Linked DNA regions of Mus musculus: regions 1, 3 and 4 are each linked to region 2. A link is a loop called in an ENCODE intact Hi-C map of the cell type or tissue named here. Cell type or tissue: left cerebral cortex. All regions are shown on one strand.

The links. Hi-C counts contacts between places; a loop is a spot of excess contacts. Peaks named below come from ENCODE experiments on the same cell type or tissue, not always from the same donor. Only the 100,000 strongest peaks of a DNase experiment are listed, where the experiment ranks them.
Region 1: it touches region 2 in a loop (9-fold over the local background); 4 of 42 quality-filtered maps call a loop at or near these places.
Region 3: a loop joins it to region 2, with 5 times the contacts of the local background. A loop is called at or near these places in 4 of 42 quality-filtered maps.
Region 4: a loop joins it to region 2, with 7 times the contacts of the local background. A loop is called at or near these places in 2 of 42 quality-filtered maps.

What each region holds. Positions count from the first base shown.
Region 1 is chr6:78,338,044-78,343,043 of GRCm38, reverse strand. No RefSeq gene overlaps it. Among named protein-coding and RNA genes, the nearest start is that of Reg3b, 30 kb to the left of the region's middle. In left cerebral cortex, no CTCF peak of the experiment used is centred here; a DNase peak (open chromatin) is centred at 2,551.
Region 2 is chr6:78,457,907-78,462,906 of GRCm38, reverse strand. No RefSeq gene overlaps it. Among named protein-coding and RNA genes, the nearest start is that of Reg3g, 8.5 kb to the left of the region's middle. In left cerebral cortex, no CTCF peak of the experiment used is centred here; DNase peaks (open chromatin) are centred at 1,973 and 2,513.
Region 3 is chr6:78,329,922-78,334,921 of GRCm38, reverse strand. No RefSeq gene overlaps it. Among named protein-coding and RNA genes, the nearest start is that of Reg3b, 38 kb to the left of the region's middle. In left cerebral cortex, CTCF peaks have their summits at 1,789 (motif pointing right) and 2,561 (motif pointing left); a DNase peak (open chromatin) is centred at 2,558.
Region 4 is chr6:78,278,384-78,283,383 of GRCm38, reverse strand. No RefSeq gene overlaps it. Among named protein-coding and RNA genes, the nearest start is that of Reg3b, 90 kb to the left of the region's middle. In left cerebral cortex, no CTCF peak of the experiment used is centred here; DNase peaks (open chromatin) are centred at 2,660, 4,666 and 4,688; H3K27ac peaks cover 70 bases.

The DNA of each region.
Region 1 (5,000 bases), 120 kb after region 2:
CAACAACCTACAGATTGGGAAAAGATCTTTTCCAATCCTACATCCGATAAAGGGCTAATATCCAACATATACAAAGAACTAATGAAGATAGACTCCAGAGAACCCAATAACCCTATAAAATAAAGGGATATAAAGCTAAACAAAGAATTGTCAACTGAGGAATACCAAGTGTCTGAGAAGTAACTAAAGAAATGCTCAATATCCTTAGTCATCAGAGAAATGCACATCAAAACCACTCTGAAATTCCACCTCACACCAGTCAGAATGGCTAAGACCAAAATCTCAGGTAACAGCAGATGCTGGTGAGGATGTGGAGAAAGAGGAACACTCCTCCATTGTTGGTGGGATTGCAAGCTTGTACAACCACTCTGGAAATCAGCCTGGCAGTTCCGCAGAAAATTGGAAATAGTTCTACTTTATTATTTAAGATTATATATCATATAATATAACACACACACACACACACACACACACACACACACACACACACACACACTGTAACTGTCTTCGGACATGCTAGAAGAGGGCATTGTATCCTATTACAGATGGTTGTGAACTATCATGTGGTTGCTGGGAATTGAACTCCGGACCTCTGGAAGAGCAGCCAGTCCTCTTAACCACTGAACCGTCTCTCTATAGTGATAGTTACTGTTTTAACACATACCACTTAGGGTTTTTAGTTTTTTCCTCAAACAGATTGATCTAAAACATTGGTATACTTAATAGAGAAGGTCACATTTAGATTCTCCTAAAATGGATGAATAAATAGAAAATAGCTGGATAGATAACACATGTATATGAACAGAGAATAAGATGATAGATAATTACATTGATAGATAAATGATAGATCTGAGAAATTAAGAACTGTCTATCTAGTAGCCGAATGGACAAACACCACTGTTTCCTCTTTTCATAATATGGATTGCCTCAGCTGCCTGAGATCCTGAGATGATCAGCTTCATGACCACTCGGCATTCTTGCCTCCTGATCTTCCTTGGTTCTCTTGCTGCAAACATAAGAAAATACATAGCCATACACTCTGCTCTCACATAAAGTCAAACAACACTGTGACTGGGAAAGTGGTTCACTGATGCCTGGCCCCAAGTCAGTGTTCAATAAAAGCTTGTACCAGTTTCTTCCAATCAGCATCATAAATCTGACTTCCTCTGCAGAAGGGACTGTCATAATTTATGGCTACATTTCAAAGAGAAAACAGTCAATATACTGGGCAAGTCTTCCCATTCATTTCTCGTAAGGCATGCATGCAATTTATGACCCTTCTAACTTATCATCACTCCAAGAATGTATTGATTTATCTTTTTTAAACTGCATAGCTGGCAACTGTGATTTGTGGTTCCAAGTGAAACTGATATTTAAACACTGCAATTCATTTCGGACTTCATATTTGTAAGGGGTCAATGATTCTCATTACTGTACCCTGCTTTCTGTAGTCTTTCAGCTGAGATGGTGTGGGACTTTCAGCCTTTGTGTTGAATGAATAAATGAACAATTCTCAATTTTTCCAATATTTCTTAAAATGTTTAATTCAATAGTGCCATCCCTTTTTTTCAGTATCACACTAATTCATATGCTGTCACAAAAATGCTTTGGAAATGTAATTAAGATTACATATAAACTGACCTTTAAAATACATAAATTATTTTTTACTATTTAGCCAGGTCCAACATTCCCATAGTCCTCAAATTTTGAAGAGAAAGACAAATTCAGATGATTAGGCAGGCAAGAAAGAGGCAGTATCATGCAGAATATAAAACCATAGACATTTAATATTGGTAACAATTATATTCATTATTATTATTGGTTTTGAAAACAGGTAAAGGGGACATTAGCCATCAGAAGTAGCTGTCATTCAGAAGCTGAATCTAACTGCTATGTGCAGAGAGCAAAAAATTAGGAGCCATTACTCATGAGGAGCTAAATCTCATCAACAATCTTTGCTGGCTCAACTGAGCCATTTTGGTGCCTACAGAGAAATGTAGCTCTGTGCACAAGGAAGTTTCTCTCTATTTCTTTAATTTAACACGTATTTTTCATTTTATTTTACTTGCACCAATATAATTTGTTTAGTTTTGATTAGTTTGCTGGTGTGTTCATTTATACATCACATTATGAAATACAAAGCTATCTGTACTTGTTAATTCACCTGTGAATAAAAACATATGACTATTATATTTAAGAATTATTTTATTTTACATGCATGAGTATTTTGCCTGAATATATGTAAGTTCATTGCATATGTATGTATGAAGAGTACAAAAGAGAAGTAGAAGTACAGATGGTTGTAAGCCAATAGTGGGTGCTGGAAATTAAACCTATGTTTTTTTGTTAAGAGTTGCAAGTGCTCTGACTGCTAATCTTGCCTTGGAAAATGGGCTGTAGTTGCTCTGCATGGGTAGTAGGTTGACTCTTCTATGTATTCCCTAGATACTTTCAATTTTCTTCTTAGTGTCTTCACTGAAGGACTGTTCTTGGTAATGTATAATGTGTTATTTTTGACTTGCTTGGGTGTAGGTGTTAGCAGCAGCATCTAGAGTGAACTGGTAGAATCAAGCAGCTGGCAGCTGCTAATTCTAATTTGAGTAAGTGCTCATAGCACTTGCCAAATTGGAAAACCCATCTGCCTAAGGGCTGTGTGCACTCTCCTCATTAGAAGTATTGGACTACCCCAAAGTTCACCCTCTGAGGAGAACAAGTTACTTTATTGGGAAAAGGGGACTGTGACATTTCCTCCATTCCCAACTTTGTGCTTCTGGTTAACTTATCTCAGCTGTCATCCATCCGACCCTGCAGATTCAGGCCGCAACTCTCTCCTAATTCTCCACTGTGCTTCATTCTTACACCCTTGAGGATCTTTACAAATGAAGTGTTCCACGTGGCTTTACAATAGGGCTTTATTTTATTGGAAGTTTGTTTATATTTATAAAAATACAAAAGCAGGTAAATTTTTGTATTGATTTATTTACTACCAAACAACCAAGAACACTTATAAATTCTCATCTCCTTCTCGAGCACCACATAATGTTATGTTTCCTGACATGATGATAGTGGAGTAGCCCTCTGAAACGCTAAGCCAGCCTCATTTAAATAGTTTGTTATTGTTTGTTTGTATATTTGTTTGGGTTTATGTGTTATAAACTTACCTTTATTGATAAAAATGTCTCTTCACAGCAATAAAGCTTTAACCAAGAAAACCACTTTCATTGATATAGTAGTAGTATCATTGAGGAACCAAATTGTAAATGGAGATACAAAGACCTTCGTAAACTTAGAAGAGAAATCAATTGAAAACCCTAATGTGTAAACAGAGTTTCTCTAGCTATATGTAAGTTTAATTTATGGGGAACATGGGGTAGAAAAAAGCTCAAAGGCCATTAGCAGCCTCTACAGGTGTTGATGGGCAATAAGGTCAAATAACCTACTATTTTGCTTTCCCCGTGTTTCAAACTTTATCAAGAAACAGAAATTGGCAATAGGAGAGTGAATCCCATTTCTCCTCCCATAAGTCTGTAGACATATGACAACTTATGCAAAACCATGATACAAAGGCCAAAACATATGTGAATTTTGCCATGAATGAGGATTTTAATGGAGCTTTCCTCGGGTGATGTGTCTGAAGCCTAGGTAAGATCTGTGGTTTCTGGTCACACCATAAATGGGTTAAAGTCTCTGGTTAGAGCATGAACTTCTCTGTCTTTCTAGAATTCCTTGGAGCACAGTTTATATGTTTACAGACTGCTCAGATGGATATATGACCATAATGAATACATTTTCAGTGGGCTATGGTTACTTTCACCACATTGAACAATTCCAGTAATTCACTGAGGAACAAACACTGAACAATTATAGCCAGTGGTTGGACTCTTCCCTTTCTTAGCCAGTCCTCTTCAATTTGACATTCACATTTATCATACACAAATGAGGGAGGGGTGTATGTGAGCACCAAACAAAAAGAAAGAAAAAGAATTATGTGACAATTTATTACATTTTATCCAACGAAGACCTGCAGAAATAATCTCTCCATTCCATTATCACTTGAATTATATAAAAGATTTCAGCAGTCTCTTCCCAGTATCACCTGAGGGGGAAACGCCTGTCACTTCTCATGATATCCCTAGCTGTAGTCTCTCTCATCATCAGTTATTCATCTCAAGTCATGAAATGTTGGCACTGATAATATTAACAGCCAAAGGTTAAGGCTTTTAATTTCTTGCCTATTAAGGAGTGTTTCAGTATTTAAAGCAATAATAATGGGATTTCAGAATGTCAGTGCCAGAAGGAGCCTTAGAAGTTATCAAGTTCGCTATCATATTTTACAAATGAAGACACGGGGGTCCCAGAGGGGAAGCCTGACACTGTGGGCTGGTGACACATGGGCTCTGAAACTTTGAATGTCAATTTGGCAATCTCTCTTTCCCTCCCTATTTCCTTCTTGTTCCTCCTGCAGTTCTTTTCCTTCCCACACCCGTGACATTCCTGGCATGCAATTCTCAGTTCTCTGCTAATTCATTGCTGAATAAGGAACTAATACTGGGTAAAGAGAACTGCATAACGTTTTTCCCTGATCTCCATATGCACATCGTGGTGAACGCTTTCTCCACATCAATCAATACAAATACAATATTTGTTTTGTTTTATTTTTTAATTTAGCTTTACACTCCAAATTCCATTCCCTGTTCCCCCATCCACCCTCTGTCTGCCCCACATCTCACACCTCCTCCCCACCCCACCCTGTCTCCACATGGGTCCCCCCCCCATCTGACCTCTAAACTCCTTGGAGCCTCCAAACTCTTCAGGATTAGGTGCATCATCTCTGAATGAACACAGACCTGGAAGTCTTCTACTGTATGTATGTTGGGAGCCTCATATCAGCTGATGTATGCTATCTGTTTGGTGGTCCAGTGTTTGAGAGATTTCAGGGGTTCAGATTAATTGAGACTGCTGGTTCTCCTACAGGATTACCCTTCTCCTCAGCTTCTTTC
Region 2 (5,000 bases):
TTGGGGAGAGTCCCCTCAGTGGAAACAGTCACATTTCAATGATTGTTGCTCATATATAACTTAATAATAAAAGTGCTCAAAGTATGTAAGCTTACTTAAAATTTTAAGCTGAGAATTTTTCTTAGTTTGTTTGCTTTCTACTATTTGACTAGAGGCTTCAAGAAATCTTTGAAACATTATAAAGAGCCTCCAGGTTTTTCTTGCTTTGGTTTTAAAACTGTTTCAAGGTCAGCCCTGGTTGATTTGTTCTAACCAAGAGAACAGGAAAAAAAAAAGATAGATTTCCATGTTTATGACGAGGTCACAAGTATATATTCTGCTCACTATCTTCTCTTGCAAAAGACGGTATGCATCTGTCAATCAGTAACTGAAGTTGTCTCCTGACCTCCACATGCCTATGATAGATGTGCTTGTGCACACACACACACACACACACACACACACACACACACACACACACACACAGAGAGAGAGAGAGAGAGAGAGAGAGAGAGAGAGAGAGAGTTTCAGTGCCTTTGAGAGTGGCTATACCCTATTCAACCTTCAATTAAGACTGAATTCCTGAATTCCATAACAACACCTTGAGTACAAAATAAGATTATCTTGCCATAGATAATCCTGGCATTGTAATTCAGGGGATTTATGCCTGTCGTGAGAATGTTTGCCCCTACAAAGATAAAAAACATACTAGAATTTCTTAATATGATATAGGAGAATAATTATCTATTCAGAAAAATGGTTAATTTTTAGATAGGATGAACCTAACTGGTGTATTAGCTAGACAAGTCAATGCAGCAAGGCATTTTTAACCTTGAGTTAAACAGGATTGGATTGAAATCTACTTGGATTGTGAGATGATCACATGTTGTAGTAAAAAAATAGATTCTGGGCTTTGTTTTAGTTTTTTGATGCAGAGGTATATCTGTCTACAAATGGCTATCTTTGCCTATGGCATGTCTATTCATTTATTCTTGTTTTTCCATAAGGTATCCTAACTTGTTGGGTGGTAGTGGTGATGGTGGTGGTAGTGGTGATATTGTGTGTGTGTGTGTGTGTGTGTTGTTGTTGTTGTTGTTGTTGTTGTTGTTGTTGTTGTTGTTGTTGTAAGAGATAAGAGCACTTATTTAAGATGGTTTCTCAAGAATAAAATAAAAAGGATTTGTTCTAAAGTGTTAAAAGCCGTTCTTCACTTTAACCTAGATGTAAACAGAGACTGTCCCAAAACCAGATAATTACAGTTCATGTCAGGAAATTGGTATCACTGCATTGGGCGGTTTAAAAACAGAGCAGGACCTAGAGAAGTGGCTGAATGGTTAAGAGCATTTGCTGCTCTGGGAGAGGACCTGGCTTAGGTTTTTAGCACCCACATCAAGGGGTTCACAACTTCCTATGCGTTAATTTCTAGAGACCTGATGCCTCCTTCTAGCCCCTGAAGGCACTGGTACACACGGGGTAAACACAGAAATTCAGGGCACTTATATATCCATATAATAAAAGAAAACTGAAGGAAATAAGAAAGGAAGGGAAGAGGGGAGAGAGGGAGGAAGTATAATAGATTCTGAGATGTGTCATGGACTTATAAATTGCTATTCAGTGAGTCTCCTTTAAAGTGTGGATAAAGCAAGCATCTTTAAAAATTCTAACAGCCAGAAATATGTCAGAATAAACCTGCACATTAAAATTCAAGGACTTTGTTCCTTTTGAATATGACGTGGTGTTTCATGCTTATAATTTCAGCATCTGGGTGCTCAAGCTAGAGGTTGTTTGTTAAGTGTGAGGCCAACCTGATGGATGCAATGAGTTCATGTCTAATCTGGGCCACACAACAAGATTTGATCCCAAAACACAAAACAAAATAGAATTTTCACATTGGTCAATCCTGACCATCAAGAAGCAAAGAAACTGCTCTTCTTCAGCAACTCCTCAACTTGCTTCATTCATGCTGGGGACACCCTTGGACTATGCTCTATTGCTTTGGGTTCAGTCCCCAAGTTTCTCTGTCTTTGCTGCTCATTTCACTGTGGGCTCCTGGGTTCCACAGCATGTTTTTATGAGAATTTACCTTCTCTCTACACTGATTCTGCCAATGTTTGATTCCTTTGCTTGTTAATCCTTTCTCTGACCCATCTCCCTACTGAATTCCCACTAAGAGGCTCAGGAAAGAATCAGATTTCCTTTGTGTCTCTATAATTCCTCTTTGTAGGGAGGTAGAGGATTATGGGCATGAACAAAGGGGGTAGAGGTAACATATGATGTTACGCTGCTGATTATAAACAGGACTCACTAGAGAAAACCTAAGATTTCATTAAAGCACATAATAGCATACCATTAAAACAATGAAAAGTGACAGAGCATATGCTTGTGACTTGCAAAACTGCTAATTAAACACAATGTGTGCATGCTAGCAGCCTACTAAATGCAGTATGTCACTACTTAGATTCCTGGCTTCTTTTATACTCTTCCACCCCCATCAGCTGGGATCTGCAGACCATGTCCCATCTGTCTCTCCACCCAGCAGTGCCAGACCATCCTTAAGTGAAATTCAGGAAGGCTCACCAACACAAAGGAGCCCGAGATATTTTACCCCCGGGGATCTCAGCCACTTTCTAGGTCTCAGTTTGAAGTGGGAACAGCTGGCACAATACTTGTCCCAGCCCCAAGCTCACATCTCCCACAACAACAGAGCTCCAAATGAACTGTCCTCTGGTGGGGAAGCAGCAGTAATGGAAAGTGTTTCAAAGTCCACACAAGCTGTTTATTGTTCCTTAGATCTGAAAGCATCCATGTCCCACCTCCAAGTTTCTATGATGTTTGGAAACCACTCAGGTAGAAAACTGGTTGCTTTGTTAGAACAAAAGCCACTGGTACTTTGCTCTCTGGAGATTTTGCTACCCTGTCATTAACATTCTTCTCATTCCATTGTTCTCCTCCCACTACAAATACCTTCCCTTCAGATCCCCCCCCCCATTAAAACCAAAGCCATCTTGTATCTGAAATGCAGAGTTGAGTTTTGAAAGGAATTAGGGGAGCAGAGTAGAATAGGTGACATCATAAGTCTAAAAACAGTTCTAGGAATTCCAAAGGATCCAGAACTCTGGGGTATAGAGGCAGCGTGGGAACAGACCTTATAGGAAATAGCAGTTATCAAAGATCACTGCTCATAGACTGAGCTACGAATAGATGCCTTCTGAGAAACTATTTTCTTTTTTTTTTCCATTTTTTATTAGGTATTTAGCTCATTTACATTTCCAATGCTATACCAAAAGTCCCCCATACCCACCCACCCCCACTCCCCTGCCCACCCACACCCCCTTTTTGGCCCTGGTGTTCCCCTGTACTGGGGCATATAAAGTTTGCAAGTCCAATGGGCCTCTCTTTCCAGTGATGGCCAACTAGGCCATCTTTTGATATATATGCAGCTAGAGTCAAGAGCTCCGGGGTACTGGTTAGTTCATAATGTTGTTCCACCTATAGGGTTGCAGATCCCTTTAGCTCCTTGGCTACATTCTCTAGCTCCTCCATTGGGAGCCCTGTGATCCATCCATTAGCTGACTGTGAGCATCCACTTCTGTGTTTGCTAGGCCCCGGCATAGTCTCACAAGAGACAGCTACATCTGGGTCCTTTCAATAAAATCTTGCTAGTGTATGCAATGGTGTCAGCGTTTGGATGCTGATTATGGGGTGGATCCCTGGATATGGCAGTCTCTACATGGTCCATCCTTTCATCTCAGCTCCAAACTTACCTTCATGTGAGAAGCATTTATGGTTTACAAACTCTCCCTTCTAGCAGGTTCCATAATTCTACCTCAACATTTCCTTACCCTCAGAATGTGCCTTAAGGCCCAAACTGTGTTCAATCACAGAAGAGAAAACTCTTCTAACATTTAGTTTGTTCCTGGAGGAGTGGGCACAATATATATTTTTCCAATTAATATTCCTAAAGCAAATCAGTTCATTAGTAAAACCTTCACCTGGGCAGAGAGCAGTTACCATTGAGTTCCGCTTCTCCAGGTCCCTTGTCTGAAGTGTGCTTTTCACTTTGGAATGCATCTCCTCCCATCATAATGCTGTAGGCTTTGGAACCATCAGTCCTCAGCTAGTGTTTCTGCTTCAGAAACTTGTGCCAAAGTTCGGAGATGGATGAAAGTGTACAGATCTTGGGGTTTTATAGCCTGGTTCCAATTCCTGGTCCCTTGCACTGTGACACCTGCTGCTCTTTTCACCATACCTGCCCTAGCTGTGGCTCTGCCTACACCACAATGATGGACTGACCCACTACCTATCAGATTGAATGACTCCTTTGTCAATAAAGCTGTTTCTCATTAGTTATTTTCTCATATAAACAAGTTAAGGTCCCATAATTAAAAAAGACAGGTTCCTCTGTTTTTTACTTCAGAATATCATTGCTGTTAAAATGTAATAATGACCAAATTTATTGAAACTTGACCAGTTGCCTGCCATTTTATACATCCCTACAATGCATCAATGTATATAATCATCAAATAAAATTTACAAATATTGCCACCGCCTGGTGATATGCATGATGGGACACAAGGCACAGAAGAATTATATGGTTTAGTCACAGTTGTCAATATCATAGTCTCCAGTCTGACTCCAGATTATAAATGACAAATGTAAAAGATTAAGTATCACCTTTATACATCCTTCTATATTTAATAGTGCTAGCAGGTAAACTACATAAGAAAGAGAATCCAGGAACATCAACTTCTCGTGGTTTTTTTCTGTTTGTTTTATGAAAATGCAGATTTTAAATTCCAATGACAAATGTTAGCATTGCTTGTTATGGCTGGAGGGAGGCCTCACAGGCGTTCTTAAAATCAGTTCAATTTATTTCTTCATCTACTGAAAATCTATGCTGCCTTAAAAGTTTATAAGGGAAATATATCTTTCTTTCTATAAACAGTGAATGCAATCATATTCTTTAGTTGCCAAAGGACACTGAATGCATGCATCTGGTCTGTTTGTAACAATGACAGGTT
Region 3 (5,000 bases), 130 kb after region 2:
CTCCATCCTCTGGATTATCAGATTCCAGGTTTTATTATTTCTAAACTCTTTTGACTTTGCAAATTGATACATGTGAAAATTCTGTGTTGTCTGGGAGAATGTTGATTGACTTTCTCCTATTTCATGGAGAAATTTGTCTCTATGTTCAATCTGTTGTTCAACTCTGCATCTGCTTCTTATTTTTTATTGTTTTTATTTTTAGCAACTTTATCTAAATGTATTCTGTATACCATAACAGCTCCACTTCTTAATGTCTATATCTCAATACAGTACAGATTATGTAACTCTCTCTAGTCATAATACCATTTCGGAATGTTTTTCAATCTCAGACCTATTAGTTCCCCAGGCTCCATATCCCATCTCTGCTTTACCAAAGGCAACCATTTATCTACTTCCATTTCTATAGATATGTTAATTCTGAGTATTTCATTTGAACAATAAAATATAATTTTTTGTAACAGGCTATATTTAATTTTCTTTTTGAAAGATTTCTGGTTTCCTCAGGCACCAGCATATATGTCACATGCACGCATGCACACACACGCACACACACACACTAAAAAAGAAAATTGAATATTCTGAAAAAGGTAAAAAAAAAAAAACCACAAAACTCTTACTGTTATAAATATGAACATGCTAGAAGATTACAAGTGATTCCTAGAGTAAGAGGACCAAAAAGCTACTATAACCAGTTTAAAATAAAGGTCTTTGTAAGGTTCATTTCTATTTTTTTTCTTTCCACTGTCCAGATGATATGTTTCTGCAGAATGAGCATATCTAATCTCCTCTTTAACTCAATCATATGGTATTGAGTGTACACACAGCATGTTTAATGAGAGAGGGTAAAAAGTATTTTTAATTAACCAATTGACATCTTCATATTAAGAAAACCCTTAACTCTTAACTCTTTCCAGAGTTCAGCACCTTAATGGTATTCCAACTTTACATTAGATGTGGGGGGTTGCCATTTTATAAATAAGAACTTTAAAACTCACAGAATATAATAAGGCTTAAGGCCAGATGTTGGTATGACTCAGATCCCAGTGAACCTGGCCAGGATTAAAGATCCAGCGGCTAGCTGGTCCTCGAGGCTTCTTTACCTCTCGAGAGGCAGGAAGTGCTGTGACCTGAGCAATTGTGTGCAATGGAGCTAGAATGGGCTTCCATCAACCAGGTGTTAGATGCTCCCTGCACTTTAAGTAATCTCTGTTAATCACAGAGGAAAGAAGTTTTCTAAGTGTATAAACATTTATATAGGGACATAGCAAGTCTGAGTTAGCCTCTCTGACATTGTGAAATGTGTTGTTGCTAATTTACTTTTTCATGTTTGAACAGAGAACATGACATTGGGTGCAGGATCTATACTGTGCATCCCTGCAGGGAGAATCCAAAGCCAGTCACATGCACTCCCTTCCTGAGCAGTGAGGAAAAAGTTAGCTACCCTCAATGCATCATGAATAACAAGAACTAAACACATTTCCAGAATCTTCTCAAACATACTGCAACTTTAGCCCAAGTTGAAAATGCTGTATTTTCTTTTTCTTGGCTTCTCCTGGAGGTGATATTCCCTCCTGAACTTAGACCAATATTGAGAGCATGAAGAACATCCCAAAAGCAAACCCTAGAATTCTGTAATTTCACCACCAACATTTAAACATCAGTAAGATCAAAACCTTTTTCTTTCATTTTGTGTGCAGGTATATATATAAAGCTTTTATTTATTCCTTTAGGAGTTCTGTTTTTTAAAAGATTTATTGATTTTATGTATATAAGTACACTTACTATCTTCAGCCACACCAGAAGAGGGCATCAGATCCCATTATAGATGGTTGTTGATCTATCATGTGGTTGGTGGGAATTGAACTTAGTACCTCTGGAAGAGCAGTCAGTGCTCTTAACCACTAAGCCATCTCTCCAGCCCCCTTTTAAGATTTCATACCAGAATAGAATGTGCTTTGATCATCATATCCAACTCTACCCTTTCTCTCCAACACCTCACAAATACCCCATGGTTTTCTCCCAACTTCATGCTCCAGTGTTCAGCCCTGCATCTATACACATACTTGCAGTACTAATTGGACTCACTGGGTTAAAAATTATGGGTGTATTATGTTATTTATTTTCTATATTATTAAAATTATATCATGAAAGTTTTCATGCATACTAAAAATTGCCATTATTAGTAACTACCTAATATTCTGCTGCACATTGATATCACTATTCAGATTATCAACATTTTATCATTGGACATTTATTTCCCCTTTTTATCCAAGGTTATAAGTAATGAGAAGAATTGGTGTCTCCTAAAAGCCCTCACAAAATTTCAATGACAAACAAAAGCCAAATATAATTCAATAGAAAAAGATTGGGGGATTAGAAAAGTTTACTTTCACCTTGTTTATTTTCACCAAGTAACTGAGTTCTTTGTATGTCACTGATTCAACTACAGAATTACTATCGTCATTAACGTGAACTTTTATGAACATAAATAGCCACAAGTGGTGAGTGAACTGCGGGCTAAACTGCACGTTTGTGTGTGCAAACACCCCCATCTTGTGGCTTCTTATATTATTGCTTCCAAAAGAATCTTTCCAAGCCTAGAAGTGTTTAAAGCCATTGACTAGCATAGCTTGTTAATGCTGTGCTTGTCGATGCTTCATGCTTTGAACGATGATAAAAACTAACCCAACAATCGGTAGAAAAATATCTGTACATTTAAAGACTGATACTCCTGAAACACAACCATTGACCAATGTGTAAAAGAGGTCACCCCTAAGTGATCATGTGCAACATGCATGACTGATTTACCTTTGCTGTGTTATGTGTGTCACCCTTGTGGTGGTCCTTCCTTAAACAAACACCTAAAATTGCTCTTTTTCCTTGGATTTCTGTATTCAAAAGGCCTCTGCTTTAACATATATTTTTATAAAGTCTCATCTCCTTTTCTTTCTGGATCTGCCAATACATCCATGGACCTGCCTATTCTGTAGAACCATTCAGTGATTGCACTGCACATTCTATTAGTCTATCTGCACTGTTGAATCAACTCTTGGCAAATTCTTCCCTGAGGTATTGCACACAATTCTGAAAAACATCTAAAGAAGGATTACACACATGCACACTCACACATACTCATGCACACTCATGTTCATGCAAGCTCAAGAAAACCATACACAGATATTTACACATACACAAATGCATATATATGCATACATGTCAAGATATATATATATACACACACATACATACATACATACATGTATATATGTACTTTTTAAATTTTAATATATGAATAACGTGATACTTGACAGAAATAAAAACCACCTCTCCCCTTGACTTAATGAGCTTGGAGCTACTTATGACTGGCCACAGAGGAAGACAAATGAATTAGACAATGCATACTTTGTTACTGACAAAGCAGTTCAAGAACGTGGTTTGGTGATGCATCTAGGATGAATTTCCAATGGTGAAATTGCAATTAGATTTTTAATAAATCAAAATTTGTTCTGGGAAACTATAGGCCTCTGCCTAGAGACTAGTCCACATAAGAGAGGCAAGATAAAGAGGCCAACTAGAGGGTGCATATTGTGAGCAGGTGAATCCTAGAGAGAAGAGCCAGCTGAATGGAAGGAGGGCACCCATAACAACTGATGGTAGCAATATGCTCCCTAAGGTCTTATTCCTGCAGAAAGAATGACATGTGGATCAGATTGTTTGATGAAACCCCTCCTTCTAGAACCTGAGAAAATATTCACAAAGATAGGACTGAAATAAGCAGTCAATTCCTAAGACACAATTCAAATGTCCATAAACATGTCAAAGAGAGTTAAGATTCACCTACAAGCATGTAAAAACTGGGTATTTATTCATCCTCACCACTGGACAGCACAAACTTTTGTTTCCCAACCCAAAGTGATTCCGATTAAGTAATGACAATAAAAACTACTGAAAACAACAGAATAATACTGTTGTCAACCTTGTTATCAGAAACTACTTGGCTTCAGTACTGTGAGGGACTGCTACCCCAATGGTGACTAAATCTCACTGCATTATCCAGTTGGTGGGGAGACAGACAGCTTTCATGTAAAGGGAGAAAAGAATCAATAATTATATAGATTCATTGCATCAACAATAATGTAATAAAATACAAGGGTAACAATCTACTCATAGCAGCAAATGAAAATTCCAAATTCTGATTGTAGAAATTCACCCTAAGGGGTTTTCTGCAGTTCTGCTGAAGAATTTGTTATGGGGATACTCATTGTAGAAATGTTATAACCACCCTCATAAAGATGGTAATAGATTCCTCTACAGGTGTTAATTAAGCAATTTGGAGAGAAAGAGATGGGTGGGGGAGGGGGGGAAACTCAACATTGTTTCCACTACCACTCTTCAGGCCATGAAACAGTAAATCTTAGACACTGTTGTTAGCTTTACCTAGGTATCACTCCAGTACATGGAATGGAGGCAAGATACTGCATATACACAAAATGCAGGCATGTCAGACAGAGGTAATCTTCTCTAAGAAAAGGTATCAGTCAATTTGCTTTGGATTGAGTCACTGAAAGTGAGCATGCACCCAGCATACTGAGAAGTTCATCTGAAGAACAGTGTCTGTGGAAGACAGCCTCTGTGATAGACATTAGGTCCAGATTGTTTGACTATGCAGTGCTATTGTTATGGGTTTTGTTTAAAAACAGGGTAAGAGCCTAGAGAAAGTTCTCTGCAGCTGAATGTTTTCTCTGCAAGCATGAAGAACTAAGTTCAAATCTCAAGCACCCATGTAAAAATCCTTGTATGGCGGTATGCATGTTTGTATGTTTGTAATTCTAATGTACTTGAGAATGAAGACAAGAGGAATGTCAGAGTTCTCTGATGTTTTGCCTGGCACCAGATTCACTGAGAGACTCTCTGCTTCCACAGAGTATATGGGGACACAACCGACTCACATTTGTGAACATATATTACACACACACCAATCTCTCTCTCTCTCTCTCTCT
Region 4 (5,000 bases), 180 kb after region 2:
GTCCTGGATCTGTTTCAACATCTGGCCTGAGCGTGCATACAGAGGCAAAACAAAATGGGTCATAAGTTAAAGACTGTCTCCAAAACCCATGCAGGTTTCACTTCATCTTTGCTTGCAAATATATTGGAGATTTTTCTACAGTCAATGTTAAAAGGAATAGTTACAAATATGCCACACATATGTCTGAAAGAGCATGCTGAGAGTCCTTCTAATTAATTTGACTACACTGTCTTATGCATACCCCCAAACAGGTATTGGGCTCAGTCAACTACAGACAATAGAGAAGTGCCTGTTCAAATACAGTAAATACTCAGGTCATATTTTTCCAATGGTTCTGATTATGACAGTCATAAGTGACTTGATAATAGCACAGATGGCAAGCAATGATGGAGAAGAGGACTGGCAAGAGATAACGTTCCTCAGGAAGGTGAAATTTAAATGATGTCATGAAAAATGGGTAGGATTTCAGAAGAAGTCATAGAAAAGAGACAAAAAAGATAAAGAGAAAAAAAGGAGCCACATCTCACCAAATATATATCAAAGAGAGCCTGGATCAAAAGGTACAAAGATATTTAAAGGGATTAAAAGGGCTATCAAGAAGAAGTGAATGATTCAAATTATTTTAAACAGTTGTAAAGATGATCTTGGAAGACATCCGCTTGAGTTTCCAGGGCTTTCAAATAGGTTGATGTAAAGCATTTGAAATTTTCTGTTTCTTGAGGGGCAGAGATCCCAAATCAGAATATTTAAGTAGCTATGCCTCCCTTGAAGCCTGCTTACAATCCTTTGCATCTTTCATACTTCTAATTGTTTGCTGGGAGTGTTTAGTACCCCTTGGTTTCTAGCTGCACAAAACTAATTCCCTAAGCATCTCTTTGGTTATCTTTGAAGATAAGACAATAGTAACGTAAAATCACCCCATTCTTTAATCCCATCATGGGGGAGATGAAGACAAGGGAGTTCTTGAGCATCCCTCCTGGCCCTCTTAATGAGTTTCAGGCCAAATCTCAATAAAATTCAGTGGGTAATGCTTAAGGAATAATATATAAGCATATCAGCTGGCCTTTCCTTGTACATGGGCTTATGTATATGTGCACCCACAGTCTTAGTCTTATTTCTGCCATTGTGTTAAAATGTGCTGAAAATAGTAGCTTAGGGGAGAAAGGGAAATTTCACTTAGTTTCAGGGTAAAGTACACTGTTGCCAGGAACTTAAGGTTACAGAAACATGGAATCATCTAATCGTATTACATCTACACCCAAGGGAAGAAAACAACAGATTAATGCACACTTGTACATCAGTTTACTTTGTCTACTCTTATACAGTTAAATCTGCTCAGAAGATGCTGCCACCCACAGTGGTCAAGTCTTTCTACCTAAATTAAAATAATCAAGATAATCCTCCAGCTACATGTATATAGACAAACTAACATAGACAATATCTTGCTGCAAATTTCCTTTCTGAGTGATCCTAGATGGTATCAAAATGATAAATGTAGGCAACCATCCCATCCTACACAAACATCTACCCACACATGTATGAACATGCAAACACACACATTAAAATCCTATCTCTGAATCAGATGGCATTAAAATGAGATTAAAAAATTTATCACTATTATATTTTGTTTTCTATTTGCTTACCATCTTCTCTCTCTCTCTCCCTCTCCCTCTCTCTCTCTCTCTCTCTCTCTCTCTCTCTCTCTCTCTCTCTCTCTCTCTCCCTGTCCCTTGTGGTGTGTGTGTGTGTGTGTGTGTGTGTGTGTGTGTGTGTGTGTATTAATTGGGTCCATGTCTCAAAAGACAACTTTCAAGAGTTAGGTCTTTCTTTTCACCGCATGGCTCTCAGAAGTCAAATCCCTGCAGGTAGCCAGGGCTCCACATCAAGTTCCTTCATTGAGTGAAACATCGTCAGTCATATTTTCAGGATGAATGTAAGATGTTTTCAATGATAAATTGTTAAAACAGAAATCTTTCCAAAGGGACAGCCATATAATACAAGTCTATGATGTTATATAATAAATCTCTGGAGATATCTGGACTATTTGGACTATGTACTTGGGCAGTATTCATCCAGGTAACCTGTTTGGACAACTGACAAATTTCTTTGAGAATGAAATAAATAGAAGTTCCGAAAACTTTAAAAACACAGATCTCGGTGGCTAGAGAAATGGCTCAGTGGCTAAGAGTACTGACTGCTCTTCTAGAGGTCCTAAATTCAATTCCCAGCAACCTCATGGTGGCTCACAACCATCTGTAATGGGATACAATATTCTCTTTTGCTGTGCATGAAAGCAGAATACTCATATACATTAAATAAACAAATAAATCTTTTTTTTAAAAATCCAACCAAACAACAACAAACTCTCATAACTCTAGAATTGCTTTTGGCCAGGCATCCTACCATACATATCTCATTAACTGGTCAGGCACAGATCAATTGACATTTCCATGGCTGTTGTGGGTAAGATTCTCTGAATGTGGCTGTAACTGAACCTGGCAGCGAAGGAAGGAAGGAAGGAAGGATGGAAGGCCTCACCCACCTTCCTTCTTTCCTGTCTGCTGGAGGAAGTGTTCGCCTGTAGCCTCCCTCCTACTCAGTAGCTCCCTCTTCACATTCTTCCCACCACAATATGAAGCAAATCTGTTCACCGTCTGGGTGCAATCACAATGCACGAGCGTCTTGGAAAAGGAGTGGGTGCTGTCTGCAGAGTAAAGGCAGTCTAATTACCTCACAAGTGTCTCAAAAAGCCTGGCCTTTTCTGTCTGCCTTGATTATTCTCTGCTTCTCAGTCAGTACAATCTGAATGAGGGATGTTCTGGAGTTTCTAACAAGAGCATACTACTATGTGTGTCATCTAAAACGATTCTAGATGCATAGTTTATGATAAAACTCTGAACCTGCTTCATTATTTTTGTTTTCTTGAGGCTAACACTTACTACGCAGTCAGGTATAAGCCTCCAACATATGGGCTTCCTAGTGCCTGGGTTTCCTGAGTACTGTGATTACAGGCATGAGCAAACTATTCTAGCTTCAAACCTAATCTTCCACCGAAACATTTTATTTGTTTTCTCTGTAAGTGACAAATAACCAAAAATCTGTCTCGAGTCCTCACATTCTAGAGCCTGATATGAAGAAAGAATTCTAGCTCTTAGCTAGTTAAGATGGAAGAGATGAATTCAACATCAACATAGCACACTAAATATTAAATAGAAAATTACTATAAACCCAATGGCTGACTAACGTTCACTCTCAATCCTTACTACTGGCACAACTAGGCAGTAACCTCAACTGGAGATTGAATTTGGTTGAGTTAGCTTTAACTTTCATCTTAGCACAGACTAGATCCACCTGAGAAAGGACTCTCAATTTTAGGGACTTCTGAGTTAAACTGACATGTAGCCATGGTTGTTGGAAATTTTCTGGGTCGTTTAATGAAGTAGGAAAGTCCAGCCCACTCTGGGTGGCATCACACCCTTGACAGATAGCCCAAGGCTGAAAGAGAAAGCTGGCTAAGCATGATGTTGTGAGTAAGCCAGCTAATCAGATACTCCATGGTTCCTGCTGTATTTCTTGACTATGAAATGAGTTCCTTGCCTGGAGATAATTACACATGAAATAGCAAGTGACCCTGCCTTTAGATTCATGCCTTAAATTTCCTCGGTGATGACAGTGAGCACTGAATGTAGAAGCTAAGAAAATCGTTTCTTCCCCTAAGTTGCTTTTGGTCAGAGTGTTTGATCACAGTAAAGGAATAAAACCAGGACAGAACTTTAATCCAAATATGAGGGAGAAAATTAAACATTCAAGTTATAAGAGTTTAATTCATTGTCCCCCATATTTCTGTGTGTAAACAAATAAGAAATGGTCTATGTGACATTGTTAATAGTAATCTGTGGATAAAACTTTAATCATGCTGAGAGTATATGTTTTAGACTTTGCATTACAGCAACAAAATCACCTTGGGAAACATCTTGAGAGCAACAGCATTTATTTCTATTCTTGGTTTCAGAGGTTTTGGTCCAGGCCTTCATCGTTCTAGGTCTCTGTGCCTGTGATGGATCAGAGCATCATAGTGGAGCAAAGCTCTTGAGCTCACAACAAGGAAGCAGACAAAATGTCTATACCAGGAGTCTTTCTCCTTCTTCCCTCTTTACCTGTCCAGCATATTTGCTGCCCCCCTCATGTTCATGATTATCCATGTCTCTTTAATTAATCATCTCTGTAAACATTCTCAAGACTATACTGAGAAGTGAATTTCACCTAGGTGCTTCTGCATCCAATCAAGCTGACAACTAATTTTACTTATGCACCCCTTCTCAGCTTGACATCCAAATAGACCACCTTAAAACACATAATCTCCAACAAAAATAAGGAAGCATTTAAAATTCTGTCGAACATCAATACTTTTCACTCAATTAAAACCAACTTCTCTTCCAACAATTTAACCTTTCAACAGCCCTTAAATGCTCAAGTTCCAAGCTCCCCCCCCCCAACATTCCAGAAAGCATCCTTAATGCTTCTGTGGTAGCAGCACAGAACTAGGTCTCTGGCAGAACATTAAACCCTTGTTAATCATTCAGGTTTCCAAGACCACAACAACAAAATCCTGCCACTATAACCTCCTCCGAAGATCAGAATGCTCAACTCTTTGAGAAGGAAGCCCAAGTTACCCACTTTTTCTTGATGTATTCTGTAATGATTTGCATAGTGACACAGCTATCAAGACAAGGTAGCTCTCAGAAGCCCATCTGAGGCCATAACAGCTGCTCACGTGTAGTGCACTAGGGTGTGAAGAAAAGCAATCCCAGGAGGTCAGCCTTACATTAGATTCTGCCTCACCTTGTCAGAGTCTCTTTCACATTCATCACATAAGCTCTGCCCCTCCCTTTCCAGGGACCATATGTTGTGCTACTTCTCAGCCCTCACGCTGCATTTTTCATTAGCCTTTTAAAGGATCTATAATAACAGAATAAGGAAGACTTCGCCTCCCATCCATA